Regions from separate parts of the Homo sapiens genome. Here all the other regions are linked to region 1. Evidence: chromatin contacts called from ENCODE Hi-C or POLR2A ChIA-PET data. All regions are on one chromosome and are shown on one strand. The core of a region is the stretch at or near the end of the contact, and the rest is flanking DNA. Distances in the headings are between cores, read along the strand shown. Region 1 holds the start of DDX60L (DExD/H-box 60 like). Region 2 overlaps LOC105377527 (a long non-coding RNA gene). Region 3 holds the start of SH3RF1 (SH3 domain containing ring finger 1).

Region 1 (4,133 bases), core at 669-3,168:
TAGTGGACTTGAAGAGAACAGCAAGATGCTGTAGGGTTTTAAGGGCCACTGTAAAAAAGATCAGGAACCTATAGTCATAAACAGTAAATCTGAGGTGAAAAATATTAGACAATTTCCTTCAATGTCCTGGTAAGGGCAAAAAATGGTTTACTAGATTGAGGTGATCAAGTTGCAGTGAAGGTGCAGAGGAAAGAGAGTGGATGAAGCAGTTGAGAATGTTAGTGAGAGGAAGGTTCAGTGCCTGTTCACAGAGTTGATCCTGGGGAGGTGAAAGAGTGGGGCTCCTAAGGAGACTGAGAGATTGAGGCAAGGGGGAAGTCTCTAAAAAGTGGAAATGGAGTTTATGATTTTCAAGTTTCTGGATAATGTCCAGGCTGGAGTTATGGTAACATATTATTAAAGTGGAAGAGAACTGGATATTGATTTGGAGTAGAGTCTGCTTATGTGCATTGTACATATACTTTGCGGTGGGAAGTGGGATGTGTGGAGTTAACATCTAGGGAATCCCCACCTGATACATCTATATCTTTAAGAGAGAAAAACAACAGCAGACAGTCAATTATATTAAGAACATGTAGGGCCCACTTCTACAACCAAAAGAGGAAATCCCCATTAAATTGTATGTGCTTTGGGGGAGGAATAATGACACTGTAGTATTTAAAAGAACTGGAATGAGATAATATATACAGAGAATATTGTAGATATTATCTTTGGAATTAAATTTTGAAGTCTTGGCTACCATTAACTACCTGTAGGGTCATCGACAAGTAATTGAATTCTCTAAGCCTTATTTACCTCATCCATAAAATAGCAACAGTAAAGTTGCTCATGGGATTTCTGTGAGATTTAATGTGATAATACATGTTAAGGGCTTAGCCTATTGCCTGGCACATAAAAAGCTCAATGAATGCTTTTACAGCAAAGCCCAATTTTCTGCTGCTAGCAAATGCATTCTTATGATACAAAGGTCCAGTATCAGATGCTAGAGAGGAATTCATCTGAGATGAACTCATGACTTAATCATGAGTCATTTCAGGTTCTTTCTCAATGTCATCCTCATTGAGAAAGAGAATCATAACTATTTTCAACCAAACATAAAATTAAAGAAAAATCCTGACAGAAGTGAGCAATGTTTTCACCTCCTTTTCGAAGCCACTTTATATTCCAGAGTCTGAGAAAAAACTTTGTTCTTCTGGGCTCTTTCTATTGTGAACAAGTCACTTCCACCCTTTCCTTTTCTTGAAGACAGAACTTCCGGTTTCGATTTCTCTCCATTTATTACCCCATGCCGTTACTGGGGCACCCTCACCACCACCTTGAATCTCAATATATTCTGCACATGCATAACGTCATGGAATTAAGCGTCTGGAGCACTAAAGACCATGATGGGCTGGGGTTGAAACTCGAATTTCAAACATTAATGAGCTTGATGACAAAACTAAAGAGCATTCTTCTTCTCAATTTAAATTCTCTGTGATAGATGATTGGTCTTTCAAATGTTCACACTGGACAGTTATACTATTGGAAATTTTTCATAAAATGAACTTCTTAGGACAGAAACTCAAAGCCCCTAATCCTTTTTTACTCCATTTTTGCCTGTCCAGTACCTTGCCAGAAAAGAAAAACGCCACACCTCACCGCAGACTTTCATAGTGCTTAGCGTGCTGCATTTACTCTCAGCCTCAATTCCTTGTTTAGAGTCCCAGATTTCTCTGCTTTCTTTCCCTTTACAATTACATGCATGTCCCAGATAGCATATCATCGCTTCTACTATTACTTCCCTAAGATTCTCAGAGTAAACCAATGCAGACCTATATTCTACCTCCAGAAAACTGCGGAAATCGAAAAGGCCTCGCGGTGGAGAAAAGAAACCGAAACTAACTCCCTAGATAAAAACTCAGGCGCTGGCTGCTGTGTGGCTCAGAGCGCCCAGTCCGACGCCAGGCTCTGCGCTCGGTCTCCTCTGCTCCACCTCCTCCCCGCGGGGCGTGCAGCTCCGAAGCTCTTTGGACCTAGCAGGTTCGGCGGCCGGGGTGAGGATTGCGGGTGACGTCGGGTGTCGCTAGGGACCCTGGAGCGGAGCTGTCCCGCGGGGGTTCTAGGATTCCTTCAACATCCAGATGGACCGGGCGGGGAGGTGGCCTGGTGGCTTCGTGCGCGCCGGGCGAGGGAAGCTGGGGCGCCCACTGGGCTCGGGCGGCAGCTTCGCGGAGAGGTAGGGAAGAGGGACAACCACCGTGAGAGAGGAGAGTGCTCAGGCATTTAACGGGTCCTCTGCACCCGAGGGGGCCTGGGGATCTGGGGTGCTGAGGAGAAAGTAAGGGTCACCACATCTGAGCACAGCCATTCGAACCTGGACATTGACAGGCAGCAAGCCGCTTCCCTTTTTTCCGTCTTGTATTTAAGCTTTTTTTTTTTTTTTTTTTTTGAGTCAGTCTCGCTCTGTCGCCCAGGCTGGAGTGCAGTGGCGTTATCTCTGCTCACTGCAACCTCCACCTTCCGGGTTCACGCTATTCTCCTGCCTCAACCTCCCGAGTAGCTGGGACTACAGGCACCCGCCACCACGCCCGGCTAATTTTTTTTTATTTTTTATTTTTTATTTTTAGTAGAGACGGGGTTTCACCATGTTAGGCCAGGATGGTCTCGATCTCCTGACCTCGTGACCCGCCCGCCTAGGCCGCCCAAAGTGCTGGGATTACAGGCGTGAGCCACCGCGCCCGGCCGGATTTAAGCTCTTAATAGCGGAAATAAGGTTTTACTATTTCTCTGGAAAGGTACTTTGTTCTTTTTTCCCGCTTCTCTTTTGTTTACAAAGTTACATTGATAAATTTATAATAAACTTCTCAAGGTTTTCCATAATCAAAGAAGCTGACATCATCCGTGATGGGGCCTTAAGGATTATGAAAGCTCCTAATGACTGCTAGAAAAAGCGGTCAGAACCAAACAGAAGCAAGTCCTTTAAAGACACAATAAGAAGTCCAAACCATAACATCAACGACATACAGACCTTCATGATTTCGAGTGTTCTCCTGAAAACAGTAACATACCATTCAATCTAAGATTTGCAGTTTGAAGTTTGGTGGAACTCAGGTGCTGAGAGTTGAGGGTACTAAAATAAATGAGGGTGAGTTATGCTTCCAAGGCTCTTCGCCTTCTATCCCAAAGATATTGGGGATAGTTTAGTGTGAATCCTTCCTGATACTCTACAAAGAGACAAGTTTTTGTCTATAGCTCCTATCTCTCTATCCATCCATCCATCCATCCATCCATCCATCCATCCATCCATCATCCAGCCATCCAACCATCCGTCCATCCATCGATCCATCATCTGTCTATCTCTAGATCCATACACTTTAAAAGATATTTTGGCTGTCATACTGGTATGCTTTTCTTGGTTCATGATTTATTGGTACCTGTCAGTCTTACTTAGTAATTGCTGTATGATACCCCATGGTATGCTGGGTCATAATTGATCAGTTTTATTTGAAGCAGAAGAGAAAGACATAAAACAAAAATTAAATGCCCTTCTCTACTACTTTCCCCTTCATACTTAGTCTCACAGTTTTAGTTCTCCTGAGGCGTTACCACTCCAAAGATATACATTTCTTTCTTGGTTGCTTATAAATTATATGCTTACAAATCAGTCTTTTGTTTTATCTACTTTAGACAGACTCCGACGACTCCCTGTGAAAGAAATACTTCTAATATGAATTATATATTTTTAAAAATTCTTCTCAGGATTAGCTTTATGGCTTTTAATAAAATACCCATGTTAATTATCATCCACGGCTATGTTGATGTGGGTGGAAATCTCTGTGGTTTTCCCTGCTGCAGGCTCATTTTCTGCTTTGTAAGTATGGAGACCTGCTGGTTGATTTACTGATATCACCCTTTTTTATAACCTGCTGCTTGTTTTACTGATGTAACCATTTTTAAGGCAGCTCATAGTTTATTTGGAAATACAATTCTCTAAGAAATGTATCCAGCTTCTTATGCTCTAGTTAGTTCCCTATGCCGTTAATTACACCCAGAGAGTTTCTATTTTCATCCTAATTCCCTCTCAAATTAGCATAATCTGTCTTAAGTTCATTTGAAATGATAGTCTGGCCTGGGAGGGTAACACCTCCACCTAA
Region 2 (4,480 bases), core at 1,661-4,160, 580 kb before region 1:
CAGGTTTTGGGAGGCCTGAAGCTTACAGAATCTGGGCGCCCTTTTTAAGTAGAAGAATACAAAGTTATGTAGATAAATAGTTATCACATAATGAGCAAAGAATGTACAGCAAATCACATTATCAAAAGCTAACAAATCACACAAAATCATAAAACTCCAAAAAGTACATAATATTTTATTAACCACTTGCTATACTTTTTTTTTTTTTTTTTTTTTTTGAGACAGAGTCTCACTCTGTTGCCCAGGCTGGAGTGCAGTGGCTCGATCTCGGCTCACTGCAACCTCTGCCTCCCAGGTTCAAGAGATACTCCAGCCTCAGCCTCCTGTAGCTGGGATTACAGGCATGAGCCACTGCGCCTGGCCCACTTGCTATACTTCTATCGTACTCCCCTACCCCTTGTATTTTTTGGCTGTGTATTCTTAGGTGACCTTTTGAGAGAAAACAATTTTATAATTTCATTTTCTCTAAAGAGAATAGAATCATTCAGTTTTTCTTCTAGCATGGTGGATTGCAATGTACTTATACATAGTTTGAAAGTTTTGTTTGGTAATGTCATTTAAAACTTTCTTTTTTTTTTCTTTTTTTTTTTGAGACCGAGTCTCACTCTATTGCCCAGGCTGGAGTGCAGTGGTATGATCTCGGCTCACTGCACCCTCCGCCTCCTGGGTTCCAGTGATTCTCCTGCGTTAGCCTCCCAAGTAGCTGGGATAATATATGTGTGCCACAACACCCGGCTACTTTTTGTACTTTTAGTAGAGATAGGCGTTTCACCATGTTGGCCAAGCTGGTCTCGAACTCCTGAGCTCAGGTGATTGCCCACCTCAGCCTCCCAAAGTGCTGGGATTACAGGTGTGAACCACTGCGCCTGGCCTGTCATTTAAAATTCTATCCAAGGTTGTTGTTAAATTTGGTATAACCTCTATCAAGTTCTCTTGATATACATACAAGCTATAAAATTGGAAAGAATATTCCCCCAGACTGGCTTCTGGCTCCAAACTGTGTTTTATGTTCATGAGACACATACTTGTGGTGCCAGAAGCCACAGCACACATTTATATCATGATGCAAATTTTGGCCTGCACCTTCATGTCCTGATGCCCAGTGAGTTGGCACAGGGAGAGGGCGTTTTCCTGGAAGCCATTCCTACATCAGGATGAGTAGCAATAACTTCAACTATGCACAGACACATCTGCAAATCAGATGACTGTGTTTTACCAAGTCCAACTAAATGTACCCCTAACTCAACTTGCCGTTAGCCAATTCCCCAAAATGCTCACAGCCACTTCTAGGACCCCTAACACAAGTGGCGTTGGAGCAGAATGCAAATGATCTTAATCCCCTAAAATTGCAGTTTCTTACTTATAGAAATTTTATATATAAACACACACACACACGGCTAAGGGTCCTTGTAGGGCCTTGGAAGGAGCCCGTGCAAATGAGGGATTCTGAAGCTTCAACCCCATTAGCTTCACTGCACAGCCATAGCTGATGGGGTGGGAGGATGGATGCTGAGCAAAGCCAGAAATCAGGTTCTTGCTGAGAAGACCAACACAAAAGACCACGATGCCACAGTCCGCAGTCCAGTGACTTGCTGACTGTGTCACTCTGAAGGAGAGATACGGGTGGGATAAATAAAGCCCTGAGTGGCAGCTCAGAAGGAGCCAGGGGGGATTTTCTGCAGGCCCCGGTACCCACAGTTACATCGCCCTCTTGGTACAGCCTCATCATGATGAGTTTCAAGAGAGAATTCAACAACGGCTCTCCTCCCTTAACTGTTTGGATGCTAAAGTGTTGTGATTTTTGTTATTACTGTTTCTAATTCAGATGGCTGATCAAACTCGGTGTTTTCTGATGCATCTGTGAACAAAGATTACACTTAGATAATGTCTAAAATGCAATGCCAGCTGAGTGCAGTGACTCACGCCTGTAATCTCAGCACTTAGGGAGGCCAAGGCAGGAGGATTGCTTGAGCCAAGGAATTTGAGACCAGCCTGAGCCATATTGTGAGGCCCCATCTCCACAAAAAAATTTAAAAATTAGCCTGCAGTCCCAGCTATTTGGGAGGCAGAGGTGGGAGGATCCTTTGAGCCCAGGAGGTCAAGACTGCAGTGAGCCATGATCATGCCACTGCACTCCAGCCTGGGTGATAGAGTGAGATCCTGTCTCAAAAAAATAATAAAATAATAAAACAAAATAAAATAAAATAAAATGCAGTGACACTTCTACCCTCATATGCTGGAGTTTGATGGGGGAGCACATTGATTTAGATGCCGCAAAAGCAGCATTTAGCTGTGGAATTACAGTCGTTACCCATTTGGGTATATTTTACTCTGCCTGGAAGAGTTCATGTGTTTCACGGTTGCTACTAGGTAAGGACGCAGGCCCTGGGAGATCCTGGTTCAACAGTGACTGTCTTATGTAACAGAGTCATTCTCTTTATGACCACCTTAGGAACCGCTAAGGAACATAATAAGAAATACACAGAACTGATTGTGGAACTGCTCTTTCTCCCTGCGATTCAGAGGGGAAAAGATAAAGCCACACAGCCCTGGGGCCTCTTGCTTAAGAACACATCTCAGTTTAACCACCAAGGCCGTTATGATAACAAATGTCAGTATGGAGGTGTGAACATCAGGGGCTATTCAAGGACGCTTCTCTGATCACTGCCATGTCTATCTGCTGTGATCACGACTATTTTATAAACACCCTTCCTACCCAATGCCATCAGAATTTTAGGGACGATGCTTCAGTAATTATCTTTTTTTCCCTCCTTCCTCCCTATTTTCTTTTTCCTCTGAATAGCTGCCAAAGTAACTAGAGTCATATAATTTTAGAGCTGGAAGCTCAGGGAGAGGCTTGGATCCTGATGACCCAAGCATGGGAGGGGCCTGAAAAAATGTCAACAGCGCTCCGTTGTTGATCCCACACATTTACTTAATATGAGCTGGTGCTGGCAGAGGTTTATGTTGGAAAGGCTGCAACTTTCTGTGCCCCACATAAATGAGATAAAACCTGGGGAAAGGAGTGTTGGTTTAAATCAGAAAGGCTCTGGTTTTTATTTGATACTAAACAAATCATGCAGTTTACAAGTCTGTGACACTCTAAGAGTTAACTAGCAGTTTTGTTTTTTTTCTTTTTTTTGAGACGGAGTTTCACTCTTGTTGCCTAGTCTAGAGTGCAATGGCGCAATCTCGGCTCACCGCAACCTCTGCCTCCCAGGTTCAAGCAATTCTCCTACCTCAGCCTCCCGACTAGCTGGGATTACAGGCATGCGCCACCATGCGCAGCTGATTTTTGTATTTTTAATAGAGACAGGGTTTCTCCATATTGGTCAGGCTGGTCTCGAACTCCCGACCTCAGGTGATCCGCCTGCCTCGGCCTCCCAAAGTGCTGGGATTACAGGCGTGAGCCACTGTGCCCGGCCTAATCAGCAGTTTTTAACATGCTACACAGGGTCTGGGAAAGACAGCTGCCAAGTTGGGGGCTTTGAAAATATGAGACATCTGTAAATAATAACCTTTGGGTATTTCACCTGTGTTTGCTTCTTTATATTACTTTTGTGTGTGTGTGTGTGTGTTTTGAGACAGAGTGTCTTGTCACCCAGGCTGGGGTGCAGTGGCGTGATCTCGGCTCACTGCAACCTCCACCTCCTGGGTTCAAGCAATTCTCCTGCCTCAGCCTCCCTCAGGCACTTGCCACAATGCATGGCTAATTTTTGTATTTTTAGTAGAGACGGAGTTTTGCCATGTTGGCCAGGCTGGTCTTGAACTCCTGACCTCAGGTGATCCACCCGCCTCGGCTTCCCAAAGTGCTGGGATTATAGGCGTGAGCCACCATGCCTGGCATATATTACTTTGTTCTAAAATTAATTTAGATCTGGCATCCTCTTTTTGTCCCTCAAATGTTATTTTACCAAAACATATATTATTGGGACAAGAGGCAAATTGCATGGCCAAGTTGAATGACGTTATTCCCCACTCTGACAGCTTTTGTTTTTAACTCTAGAATTTGTACATATGGCTTTGGAAACCTCATCCAACACTAAGTAATGAACATACATGAGGATACTATGTATTTTTCAACCTGCAAGCCCAAGATTTCAAATTCTTTGGTTTATCGCAGAGAACACATCTCTCAAATTGTCTTCAAGGAGCACTGCAGGAGGTACAATCCATTCCCCACTAACCCAGGAAGACTGTCTGAATTTTTTCAGAGGGAAGATGGGTGGGGGAGAAGTGGGGATGGTTAATGGGTACAAAAAAAAAAAATAGAAAGAATGAATAAGACCTAATATTTGATAGCACAACAGGGTGACTATAGTCAATAATAATTTAACTGCACTTTTAAAAATAATGAAAAGAGTATAACTGGATTGTTTATAACATAAAAAATAAATACTTAAGGGGACAGATACCTCGTTTTCCATGAGGTGATTATTATGCATTGCATACCTGTATCCAGAGTATCTCATGCAACCCA
Region 3 (4,477 bases), core at 201-2,700, 790 kb before region 1:
TGACATAGAGGGTTGCTGAGAGAATTGAACTGATGCATGAAAAATGTTCAGCACAGTGCCTGATTTACAGTGAGTGATCATTGTTAGCTGTCATAATTTTTTCAGGCTTATGTGATCCTTATGTCTTGAATGGTTTAGCTGTGGCCCTAGCTGGAGACTAGAGGATAAACTGAGACTCCTCGTCAAATCATAAACCTAGTTGGTGGCTGGGCAGAGATTTCTTGCATCATCTGTTGTAACCCTTTCTTCTTATAACCACCTAGTTTCTGCCCACCTTTGAGGAGGGGTATTTGGGATAACTTTTTGTAAATTGATGGTAAATGCAAATATAGTAATGTCAACTTTAGATCAGTGACAAAATTTTAACTTGCTTCTCCACTAAATCGAGACTGAAAAACCTCAAAACCTATGGACAAGATGTTTTTCAAAACTCCACTTCGGTTTACAGGTGTGTGCTTGGGGCAACCAAAACAAAGATTACTGCGATGATGGCAGCCACCCAGGCTCAGATAAAAGAGGCGCCTCTCAGCGTGCTTTGCGGTGCCAGCCCACCTGAGGTCAGACTCAATTCTCCCCACTTAGGGCAGGGATAACAGAGCCCCCGAGCCTGGGTTGGAAGTCCGTACTACCGTTTTCCTAGTCTTGGGCTTTGGGGTCAGCGGTCCTCCAGGCTTGCTCCGGTTTGGGTCCTGGGGTGACTGATGGCTGGGTGCGGACAGGTGGCCGCGGCACTGTCCCCATCGATTCACCACGCCGCTCTCGGCCCTAAGGGGCAACACTTCGCTCCGACTCTACCAAGTAAGTGTCCGGGGTGGGCAACCAGACGCAAAGCGCAGCGGGATCGGTTCCCGCCAGGGCTGCTCCCGCCGCCTCCGCGGACCCAGCCCCTCCCGCGCCGCGACTCGCCCAGCCTGGGGAGGAAGGGTCCGTCCAGGGCTCCCAGCCCCGCCGGGGGGAGGAGGAGGCGGCGGGACCCTGTCCCGGGGCTTCTTCCTGCTTCCCCCAGCCTCCACTCCCGCCGCCTTCCCGTCCGGTGGCTCCATTTTTCAGGCGCGTTCTCCTCAGGGAGAAGGCGTCCGTCCCCGAGCCTTCCCCTCGTAGTCCCCTGGGGGCCCCGCTCCCCATCCTCTAGGCTCTTGCAGCGCCCCCTCAGGCCGCCGCCCCAATCCCGCCCCCGGGCTCCGGCGGGGTACTGGGCGCAGGTCACCTCAGCGCGGGAGGCCGGCGCGGCGGCGGGTGGCTCCGAGAGGTGCCGCGCCCGCTCCCGGGGAAGGCGCTGTGGCGCGGGGCCGCCCCCTTGCGCCCCGGGCGCCGGCTGCGTCCCGGCCTCCTCCTCCTCTTCCTCCGCCCTCCTTGGCTGGGAAAGTGGGAGGCGGCGGCGGCGGCGTGGTGTGTGTGCGCGCGTGAGGGGGGCAGCAGAGAGGAGTCTCCCGGTGCCGCCGCGGCGTCAGAGACACTGCGAGCGGCGAGCGCGGTGGGGCCGCATCTGCATCAGCCGCCGCAGCCGCTGCGGGGCCGCGAACAAAGAGGAGGAGCCGAGGCGCGAGGTAGGGCGCGCGGCCGGCGCGGGGTCGACGGGGACCCAGCGTCGGCGGACCCCTAGCCGCGGAGAAGGCGGTGGTCTCGACATTCCCCCATCCCCGCCCTGGGTCGGTCTCTCTCTCCCCTCGCCCTCGGGTCCCCGTGGGCCGGGAATCAGGACCTGCGGAAGCGGAGCAGCCCGCGGCCTCTGCCTTCTCCGGGCAGGAAGCTGCCAGGGCTCCGTGCCGCGGTCTCCCCGGGCGCAGCCCAGCACCCCCTGCTTCCCGGATGGCGCGGTCTCTCTGGGGACTGTCGCCTTATCTTGGCTGGGCTAGAAAGCTGCTTCCCCGTGGCACTCTGTGGGGCTGAGTTTCGCAACTTAAGCCTGCGCATTTATTTTTAAGTCCTTGAAAACTTCCCGCAGTCGTGTAGAGGGATTTGTGTCCCCGGCCTGAGCTAAAGGGAGGCGGAGATGAGGGAGGCTGTAGGGTGAGATCCCCACGCCGGGACCGGCCGGGCCGCAGCCCCAGGCCGCGACCGGCTCCTGCCGGGTGCCGCCGACACCTGGCCCCGGGGTGTGTCTGCGGCGAGCGGCCGCCGCGCCTCCCTGCGGGCTTGGGAGTACCTGTGCTTGGCGCCGTGGGAGCGGGGGTGCAGCCCTGGGGCTCCCCCGCTCCGGCTTTGTCAAGAACAGCTGTTAATGCTCCCAGCCAAATCTTTTTACTCCCGTTCTCCTGGGCATTCACTTTTACATTTATTTTGGCGGTGGGGGGAGAGCGGCGCAGTAAGTGGCTTGCTTTTTCCTGAATGGCCTCATTTTCATATGCCCACAGTTTCCAGTCCAACCTTCCATTGTCGAATTCTTTTGGTGATAATTTTGCCAGCTTTTCTGAATGGGATTAGGACAGGCCGTTCAGAAATGTGTTTCAGAGTTTATCAACTACTGCCCTGAAGGGCGCTTTTCTGTTTTAGCTGCTTTCAAGCAAATCTGTGTCTTTTAGAATTGTCAACCTTCAGCTCTTTTTGGTTGGGCAAAATTAAACAGTTCTATTTTTAATAACAGCGAAGAAACATATGTATTTAATATTGGGATCATTTACCACGAGCGATTACATGAGGCATGGTTTCTTAAACGCTAAAGTGGCTTAAAAAAGGGAATTTAGTTGGATATAAAAGTAAATTTCAGGTAGAGGAAACTTTCAATGGCCTCTGTCAGCTTCTCCTATGAGTTGAAGACTTTATTAAGGCAGCTGATACCACTTTCAGAGCTTAAGAAATTATGTTCCTTATTGCACTTCATAAATCCTTCTGCGGGAATTATGTAATACTCTGTGCCTTGTGTTTGCCCAGTGAATCCCTAGATATCTTTAGGGGTTAATTTTGCGTTGTTTAGAAAGCCTGTTTTGTTTTCAGTTGTTGACTTTGGAGTTTAGGAACCCACATTCCAAAGCAAAGCTACACTATTCAGACAGGGAATAGTGTACTTTTGGGTACTTTTTGATTCTTGGCTCCTTTGAACTTTTTCCCTAGATAACAACACTCATGTTCTCTTTTCCCCCTTTTCCCCATGACTCTAGAGCAAAGTCTGAAATGGATGTTACATGAGTCATTTTAAGGGATGCACACAACTATGAACATTTCTGAAGATTTTTTCTCAGTAAAGTAGATAAAGATGGATGAATCAGCCTTGTTGGATCTTTTGGAGTGTCCGGTGTGTCTAGAGCGCCTTGATGCTTCTGCGAAGGTCTTGCCTTGCCAGCATACGTTTTGCAAGCGATGTTTGCTGGGGATCGTAGGTTCTCGAAATGAACTCAGATGTCCCGAGTGCAGGACTCTTGTTGGCTCGGGTGTCGAGGAGCTTCCCAGTAACATCTTGCTGGTCAGACTTCTGGATGGCATCAAACAGAGGCCTTGGAAACCTGGTCCTGGTGGGGGAAGTGGGACCAACTGCACAAATGCATTAAGGTCTCAGAGCAGCACTGTGGCTAATTGTAGCTCAAAAGATCTGCAGAGCTCCCAGGGCGGACAGCAGCCTCGGGTGCAATCCTGGAGCCCCCCAGTGAGGGTAAGTAGCCTACAGAGGTAGTTTGGTGAATAAAGGTGGTAATGTCCACATTTTTTCTTTATTCTTTAGCTTGGTGTTTTCGAAGTCAACTCATTGCTTAGGAAACCATACATACTGGAACAGATAGATTATACCTCTGAATATTTTTTTCCCCCATCTTGGAATGAGATTGGATATAAATAATAAATTTTATTGTTTTGAAAATTATCTCTAGATAGTCTCTGTTATCTTTTAAGATAAATTTTGGGAAACAAGTAGCAATTAGTGAATGAAATCTAAACCAGCTTTTGTTCTGTGCCCATTTTAAAATGGAAATTTGGTATTTTATCATTTTGATGGGGCTCAGAGTCATAATTACATGTATGTAGTACATATGTAGTATATATGTTGTAAGTATGTGTGTGGGTAAATCATAAATAGGAAATCAAGCCTTAATTTTTATGTTGCTTAGAATCATTCTATTGGTTTTATGAATACACAGCACAGAATTTACTCGTTGGTGGAATTCTTAACAAATCATGGCTACAGGTAGCAGAGTTTCGTTGCTGTAGCAACAAAATGTCACTTAGGACTACACTAAAACATCTAGCTTTATGTTGGGCTTTATAGTGAATGAAATGAAGTATTTCCATCGAAATGATTTTTCTTGGGATTTGAGTTTGGGCTGAAATAATTTTAGATGAAGCTAATTATTTGGACAGCTACCACAACTGTCACACAAAATTTCTGTATTTATTAGAAATATATATAAATAATCTGTATTTATTAGAAATATAGGTATTTCTAATAAATATAAATTATGTTGCAGGTGATGGATTCCTGATAAAATGTGCTTTCTCATTTTTGCAAAAATAAAAAGTAGTCAAGAGCATCAGTAATTAAAACAACTTC

The links. A loop is a pair of places that touch in the nucleus more often than their neighbours do. ChIA-PET counts read pairs that join two places held with the same protein, here RNA polymerase II (POLR2A). Pooled maps may share reads with other maps.
Region 2: POLR2A ChIA-PET joins it to region 1 with 11 read pairs in Panc1. The contact joins the enhancer-like site here to the promoter of DDX60L in region 1. A Hi-C loop is called at or near these places in 1 of 168 maps with a recorded cell type or tissue (PC-9). POLR2A ChIA-PET finds 5 or more read pairs at or near these places in 3 of 52 experiments (A549, Panc1 and activated CD4-positive, alpha-beta T cell).
Region 3: a map of ascending aorta shows a loop between it and region 1 (2.8-fold over the local background). The contact joins the promoter of SH3RF1 here to the promoter of DDX60L in region 1. A Hi-C loop is called at or near these places in 1 of 168 maps with a recorded cell type or tissue (ascending aorta), 1 of 37 single-sample maps with no recorded cell type and 8 of 50 pooled maps. POLR2A ChIA-PET finds 5 or more read pairs at or near these places in 1 of 52 experiments (Caco-2).

What each region holds. Positions count from the first base shown.
Region 1 is chr4:168,478,277-168,482,409 of GRCh38, reverse strand. It overlaps DDX60L (DExD/H-box 60 like), which reads left to right and starts at 1,918. Exons shown (of 38, transcript NM_001012967.3): 1 at 1,918-2,033. RefSeq lists an enhancer at 1,660-1,899.
Region 2 is chr4:169,061,106-169,065,585 of GRCh38, reverse strand. It overlaps LOC105377527 (a long non-coding RNA gene), which reads left to right. Exons shown (of 5, transcript XR_939429.3): 4 at 4,007-4,165. Among named protein-coding and RNA genes, the nearest start is that of CBR4-DT, 53 kb to the right of the region's middle. Within about 2 kb of position 2,910, at least 16 of the 41 ENCODE cell types and tissues checked have a DNase peak (open chromatin) inside an H3K27ac peak, as active enhancers do.
Region 3 is chr4:169,267,929-169,272,405 of GRCh38, reverse strand. It overlaps SH3RF1 (SH3 domain containing ring finger 1), which reads left to right and starts at 1,450. Exons shown (of 12, transcript NM_020870.4): 1 at 1,450-1,547; 2 at 3,099-3,586. The coding sequence starts at 3,194. RefSeq lists silencers at 820-969, 1,010-1,769, 2,010-2,229.